2 separate regions of the Mus musculus genome follow, and region 1 is linked to region 2. The links are chromatin contacts, found by Hi-C or POLR2A ChIA-PET in ENCODE. All regions are on one chromosome and are shown on one strand. Each heading gives the region's core, a stretch centred on a gene start or an enhancer-like site at or near the end of the contact. The rest is flanking DNA. Distances are from core to core; before and after follow the strand shown. Region 1 holds the start of Prkca (protein kinase C, alpha). Region 2 overlaps Prkca (protein kinase C, alpha).

Evidence for each region. Hi-C counts contacts between places; a loop is a spot of excess contacts on that map. ChIA-PET counts read pairs that join two places held with the same protein, here RNA polymerase II (POLR2A).
Region 1: a loop to region 2 is called in a map of left cerebral cortex, with 2.1 times the contacts of the local background. The contact joins the promoter of Prkca here to the enhancer-like site in region 2. A Hi-C loop is called at or near these places in 1 of 37 maps with a recorded cell type or tissue (left cerebral cortex). POLR2A ChIA-PET finds 5 or more read pairs at or near these places in 2 of 5 experiments (Patski and embryonic stem cell).

The regions. Positions count from the first base shown.
Region 1 is chr11:108,341,708-108,345,443 of GRCm38, reverse strand. Prkca (protein kinase C, alpha) reads left to right here and starts at 1,556. Exons shown (of 17, transcript NM_011101.3): 1 at 1,556-1,949. The coding sequence starts at 1,777.
Region 2 is chr11:108,036,327-108,039,982 of GRCm38, reverse strand. All of the region lies in intron 5 of Prkca (protein kinase C, alpha), which reads left to right. Among named protein-coding and RNA genes, the nearest start is that of Mir7223, 41 kb to the right of the region's middle. Within about 2 kb of position 1,780, at least 1 of the 3 ENCODE cell types and tissues checked has a DNase peak (open chromatin) inside an H3K27ac peak, as active enhancers do; it is left cerebral cortex, where a contact is called at or near this core.

The DNA of each region.
Region 1 (3,736 bases), core at 307-2,806, 310 kb before region 2:
GGTCAGTGAAGAGCCTGGTCTACTGATGGCTATTCAGTTGCCTGCACTTGTTTAAATGTAAAAGCTATCTTTTCGTCAAGAGTCACAATTAGGCAATCTTGGAAAAGGATAGTCCTTCGTGGCTTATGGGATATGCTGTGAGCTAGTATTTCAGGCGATTTCCCTCTTTTAAAGTCTGCACTTGAGATCTTACATTCCTGATCCTCTTGGGATCACTGGCTGGTGTTACCATGTCCAAGTTCAAGTATGCACATTGTCTTAATGGATTTGTATTCTACAATAAACGAAGCTGATGCGATGGCTCATCTCTGTAATTCCAGCACTCAGGAGCTGTGACAGGAGTATTACCTCGAGTTTGGGACCACCCTAGGCCGATTGGGACAATGAACTTCTTGTTGGTAGAGGGTTGCTCTGTCCCAGGTTTAGAATCCTCCAGGCAGACCTAATAAATATTCAGCAGGCGCTCGGACAGCCCAGCCCCAAGTGCGCCCTTTGCATACATATCCATTCCAGCTACCCCTTCACAAGCAGTTTTACTTGGTAATTTACAAATGTTCTGGCTGAACTCTACACCTGCCAGTATTTCAGCAATTAGCTTAGGATGCAAAATGATTTCTAAGTTAAGGTTCTGGACATGTAAAATCAAGAGAGCCCGATCATCTTCGGGCACCACAGCTCTGATAGCCAACGAATAACATCACAAACCAGGGCAAGCCCTTTGGCATCTTACCGGGTTATTACGACTGTCATACAAATCTATATAATAAGCAGGTGAACTGCAGGTCAAAGATCGAAGGGATGTAAGAGAGCCGGCAATCAGTTATTCAAAACCGCTCCCTTTTACCGACTCGGAACTGAGCGAGGGTTAGGGTTTGGGCATTTTAGTGGCATAAACGACTAGAATGACATTTTGGTCAGGTGAAAGGTTAAACGGGAAAGAGGCTGATAAAAAGCCAGCAAACCCCCCACCCCCAAATGCCTGTGGGTCCAGGTAGCTAGACAAGGAGCTACCTCTGTACCTGCTAAGGTGGCATGGGGGTGGGGGTGGGGAGCGCTCCGTGCCGGGTTCCTTCGGGGCACAACTTCCATCCCAGAAAGAGGAAAGCATGAGCAGAGAAGCGTGAGTGGGTGGAGGAAGGTGGGGAGAGGAGGAGGCCCGGCACCACGAGCGGAAGGAGAGGAGGAGAAAAAAGAGGGAGGAGGAAGCAGAGGAAAAGGGAGGAAAAAGAAGCGGGCGGCGGAGGAGAAGGACCCGCCCCTCCCGGCTTCTTCCTGGGCTGGGCATCTCCAGGGCCTCTCCCCGACCGCCGCCCTCGGCAGTTGGCGGGGCTCACAGGGGCCCCCCAGTCTGCGTGTCCAGCTCTGTGCAGCGGAGCGCAGAGGCCCAAGGCTCGCCCGGCGCGCGTCCCCGTCCCGCGCGCTCCTACTCCAGGCCGCGCGCGCGCGTGCACACATACACACGCTAGCTCTCCGGGCATGCGCAGTGGGCGGCGCCGCTCCGGGCCGCCTCTTGCCGCCGCGAGTAGGAAGCGCGAGCGCCGGGCGCCGGGCTGTCAGTGAGCGTGGGGCCAGCCAGCGAGCCAGAGAGCCGGAGAGAGCCAGAGAGAGCGGCTCGGCTCCCAGCTCCGAGTAGCGCAGCGCCCGCCCGGCTCTCCCGGGCCACCGCCGCCACCACCGCACCTCATCAGCACCGCCACCTCGGCCGCCGCCCCCGCCCACCCCGGCCCTCCCCGGCTGCTGCTCCCCGGCGGAGGCAAGAGGTGGTTGGGGGGAACCATGGCTGACGTTTACCCGGCCAACGACTCCACGGCGTCTCAGGACGTGGCCAACCGCTTCGCCCGCAAAGGGGCGCTGAGGCAGAAGAACGTGCATGAGGTGAAAGACCACAAATTCATCGCCCGCTTCTTCAAGCAACCCACCTTCTGCAGCCACTGCACCGACTTCATCTGGTAGGTGCGCGCGGCAGCCCTGGGGACCCAAGAGCCACCTTTGCCCCGGGGCTCAGGTCTGCTTGTCCCCGGGACTTAAGCTCGGGGACGTCTCTGAGCCCCGGCGCGTCCTTACTCTCAGGGCCAGGACTCCTCCGAGAACTTAGAGTGCCTGGCCGGAGTCCGAACTCTCGCCAGGAGTGACAGGCGCGCACCCACGCGGGACACTCCCTGGAAAGTGGCCCGGCGCTGCCACGCATGCCCTGGTGCCCTGAAGGGACGCTTGGCTCTGCACGGGGTGACTCGGATGAGGGGGAAGGTCCCCTCGCCTCTCCTAGGGCGCACAGGTCTTCCCTGTCACCAAGCGGAGCGGTCAATGGGCCTGATGGGAGCGAAGGGACAGGAAAGAGAGATTGCTGGAGTCAAAGTGGCCCCAGGACGCGCAAGAAACACGCCCGGGAGTAGCGGGGAGCCGCGGCGCGCCGCTCCAAGTTGCTGGCGAGCCAGGCTGGGCGCGTTCCGGGGAGTGTTTGTGCCTCGCGTCGGGCTGGGACTCCGCTGGAACCTTGGGTCCCTGCCTACTGTAGGCTGTTTCTACTGGGCACGGAGACTTTGACTTTTCTGGCCGAGCCCAGAGTGGGGAGAGAGGGGAGGGAGAGAGATGGAAGGCAGCAAACTGTTGAAAGCTTGCCGTGGGGGAGGAGGGCTAACCCGGCAGGCAAATGGCAGAGGGCAGAGGGAGTCATTTAAAATAGACCCTGTCAACAGGAGATTAAACCTGTAACCCAGTTGATGAGGACAGAGGGCTTATTTAAGAAAAATACTGTAATGGCTAAAGGTGTCCGCGCTCAGGTGATTTCCACTGAACGCCAAGCGTTGGCAACTGAGGGGCTTGATAAAAAGAAGGGTTCAGGGATCTATCTCTCTGGAGCCTGTGAAATTAGGTAAAATTGGATTTATGCAGATTTATGTTTTTCTTTTTAAATTTTTTTTGTGAGAGAATTACAGCTTTCATCAGATTTACAAAATGTCAGTCCCCCCCACCCCCATCATATCTTAGAAATCGTCCCCCTCCCACGACTTTGAACACCAAGTGTCAGCTTTTCCTGGGGATACCCTGACTCTTTTGTCCATGTGTTTGGAGTAAGAAGTACCTTAGAAGCAAGAACTATGGCCAGGGCTCCTTAGCTCCCTCCTGGGCAGGGAGCTGCAAGGGGCGAAGCGCACCTAGACACCAAGCAGTCAGCCTTATACATAATGGGGTATCCTAGTGGCTATAGGACAGATGGTGCTGAATCCAGGCCACCCAGAGAAGAGAATTAAAAGGGGACCCCACCATCAGTGTGCCAATAAGATGCCCGATTTTTCCTTTCTTTTAAGAAATCATTCAGCATGGCACCTTGGTGAACAACACAACCACTTTACAGTCTCCATAGAGTAGTTAGCATCTGAAGCAATCAAGCTCAAGGAGTGGGTGACGGTAGATAAGGCTCCTTAAGATGAGTCTCTAGCACCGGGGTAAGGGAGGATATTGCATTTGGCAGGTTGCAGCCTCCCATGTTAACCGCGAGATTCTAGTCAAAAGGGACAGAGTGATAATTACTTCTACAGGAAGTAGATACATTAGAAAAACGACGTACATTTTTACCAAGCTCACTAATCAGTCTCCACTCTCACTGCCCAGAGACCCAGTCTCAGGCCAACTGATGAGATCCTCAGGGTACCGGCTTCACTGCGATGTGAAGAGAAAGGTTCCCTTTCCCTCCTGCTCTGAATAGCTCCACACAAGCACAAGAGCCTCATTTAAT
Region 2 (3,656 bases), core at 531-3,030:
CATGTACTTCCGGGTCACAACTGTGCTTCCGGGTCACAGCTGGCGTGATTTCAGTGAGACTGCGTCCATTCACTTCCTTGGCTAGGCATCCTAAATATCGGACTTCTGTCACTGTGCAACACCTTGAGCTGGCGGTGTTTTACCCCCGCCTCCCCAGCTTCATCTCCCACTACTGTCGCTCACCCACTGACCCTTCAGTGATGTTTCCTCCTCCCTATGGGCTCGTCTAAAGTAGGTCGTGTTCTGCGCATGTGCCCTTCCTGTTATTTGCAATGAAATACGTATTGGTTCCCCTCTACCAGATCATAATAAACCCTTCGAAGTTAGAGCGTGTCACCTCCTGTTACCTGCCCAGTCCTCAAGCTGGTGCTTAATGTATAGTTATCGAGGTGGTGGTAGTGGTGGTGGTGGTGGTGGTGGTGGTGGTGGTGGTGGTGGTGATGGTGGTGGTGGTGGTGGTGGTGGTGGTGGTGATACAAAATGCACAGCATAAAAACTATCCAGGCTTAAACCATGTTCCTAATATCCTGAATCCAAGAGTCTCTTTTCATTTTAGTTCTCCCTCTGGATCAAGTTAGAATGCCCTGTTTTAGCCTAACTTCTAAAGCCACATGCCTTTTGGAGTTTTTGAGAGATGTGTACATCAGCCCACAGAAGAGATAGATGCATCCTTGAGAAGAGACTTGCCATTATTTATATCCTGGTTCCGGGTGCCTCGCCCTGACTTGTCAGTGGCACAGCTAAATGTCAACTGTGTACTAACTAGCCTCACGCCCGCCTACGGATTGTTATTCACACTGGTTCTCTCTGCGCGATTTGAACATAGCCTTCCATGCTGGGTGCTTAGTCACTGGGTGCCCGTGGGAGGCAGCAAGATTCCGGTGAGGGGCAAAGGGCTGCCGGTGTCGTTTCCTTAATGTAGGGCTTGTCTTTTTTTTAATTTATTTTTTACTTTTTTAAAGCACCCTGGTTCCACGGACAAGTGATATGGCTTCTGTCCCCTAGTTTCAGATGATCTCTGGCCCCCACATTATTTATAGGGGGCTCAATTGTCATCTCCCCTTGACTTCAGTGACCCCCTGGCAGCTTGGAAGTAGGCTTCAAATGCATCCCTGGGAAGTGAAATGTGAATTATATCTTGGTCCTTTTTCAAGACTACCCCATTAGCGCAGAGAGACATTGACATTGACGGAGCAGGCCATCCTTGTGAGGGATTTTAATTGCTTCTAATTATAGGATTATCATTTAAGCACAAGATTAATTACCATGAAATTATTGCTGGGAACTTGATCTTCTACAAAGTCAACACACTGGCCAGGCAAGGCCTCTCTTAGACGCTTGCAAACACTGTCTTTCAAATCACTTCCACTGAGACTTCCTTTAGCCCTTTGATGGGGGGGCGACTATAAGGAAGGTGGAGATGAGGAAGAAATAAGTAATAGATGAATGGCCCAAAGAAAACTGGAGAGGCATCTAGAAATCATGGGCTTCAACAATGGAATGTCCCAAAATAAATGCAGAGTTATCGTTGTTGATCGCTATCATCCTCAAGGGTGGTCCAACCAGAAGCGTGGATGAGCAGATTTTATCTTACGATCTTCCCCAACGCTAAGTGCTCTGCCCCATTAAAACCATCCTTTCCTGTGCTTTATCAAGGCTCCCCCGGTTAATGTGTGTGTTCACGCTCTGCTTACTGGCACCAGACTGGCAGGGAGGCATCAGGCTGTGTTCATCTCAGCTTCTAGGCATTTCCACTTGGAAAGATGCAGATTTCCAGAAAGAAAAAGAAAAACTACAAGATAAGTTCTTTAGCTCCTGGGGTGGTCCTAAAATATCCTGGTTTAAATAGAGTGGGCTGTAGCCAGCTGCAGGAAGCTCGGCAGCACAGCACCCCCACAGGGGCCTTTCTACCTCCCATTTTCCTTTGTAATCAATGCAAGGTTTGTGGTTAATTAAAGACAGTCAGGGTCCCTTTTAAACTAAGGCAGGCATTTCATCCCGAGAATAATGAAGAAGGAACAGAAGGAGGACTTGTAAAAGTTTTCACAGAAGGTTGCTGCGTCTGGAGGTTACCGGAGGAGAAGGTGTCCTTTCACCAGCTTAGACCCACAAGACGCAGGAGTTGTGTCGGGCATGCCTGTTTAGGATAACCCTAAACCCCATTTCATCCTGCCCCCAAGCCCCAAATCACAGGGGCCTTAAACCCCAAAATCCTGGCTTCTGAAAGATGGTAATACACATTAAACAAATCTTCCACATCCTTTAAATGACTAATGTTCTATGAAGCAAGCATACAGGGAGCTATGCCTGAGTAACAGTGGCAGTGGCCAGCTTTAGATGATATTGTGGCATTGGCTTTGGGGGCCAAATAAATTGGATATGGCTCCCAAAATGCCACTAAGTGCTGTTGAATAAATATCCAAGGTCGTACCTCTATATATTTTCGTTCAATTATGTGAGTAGCTGTGCACATGTGTGTGTTTGCCCATGAGGACAGACAGGTATGTGTGTAAAAGGAAGAGATCATGTCAGGTGTCGTTCCTCAAGTAAGGTCCACCTTATTTTTTGAGATGGAACTTTCACTGGCCTGGGGCTTGCCAAGTAGGCTAAGCTAGCCAACCAGCCTGGGGATCCTCCTGCCTCAGCCTCCCCAGCACTGGGATTACAAGTAAGATGTGTATAACCCCAGTATACTTAGCTTTCTTACACGGGCTCCGGGGCTGGAAATCAGGTCTTCATGCTTGCACAGCGAGCACTTTACAGACTGAGCTTTCTCCTCCGAGCCGCGTTTGTTATTCTACGTAACAGTGAGTTTCACCCCGTCGTGTTGAATCCTGCAGTCCAACAGATCGATATGCATCGCTTCATGGACACCTTAACACTTTGAGTCCTGACTCTCTCATTGTGTAACTATAACTGCAGTGGGACACAACCACAACAAGGGAAATCTTGTTGTGGGTTTCCTCGGCTTCCCTACACCCACAGGCAAGATGTAGGAACACTTTCAAACTTAGAAGCATCCTGCAGGAAAGGAACAAGCTCAGGGTGGTTAAGAGTATCACTTTCATGGATCTTGCCTGGCTGTGAGCGTTGGTCTTAGCGCTTCACCTCCCTGTTTCCCTGCCTTCATCTGCAAAGTTGTAGCAAGGCACCAGAACTGTGGTTTTGAGGTTCCTGTTAGACCTGGCACTGTGTTGCTATGAGAGCTATTTTGGAAATAAAGAGCCAACCATCACCGCGAGTCATTGTGCCCCTCTTAAGGAGACAGCAAGAAAGTTGGAGACGCCATGACCTCTGCAGCCAGGAAGCAGGCAAGGCTTGGGAGCCAGTGATTTTCAAGTGAGTTGTAACAGCTAGTGCCTCATGGGGGATGCCAGAAGGCCTATCTAGAGCCTGGGGCAGGTTTAGTTTCTTTTCTCATTGCGGTGGACAAATAACCTGACAAAAAGCAGCCTAGGAGAGGAAGTCTCCGTGGTCGTTCAGAATAATACTGCCGGTCTCGGCCGGGGAAGGCATGGCCATGCAGGTGCTCGGAAGCAGAGAAATTGGAGTGCGGGTGATGAGCGGGCTTTCTCTGTTTCCCATGGGTCTTCCTGGAGTGTTTGGACACACCCAGACCCAAGCTCCACTAATGCACTAGGTGCCTCTTGTTCCAA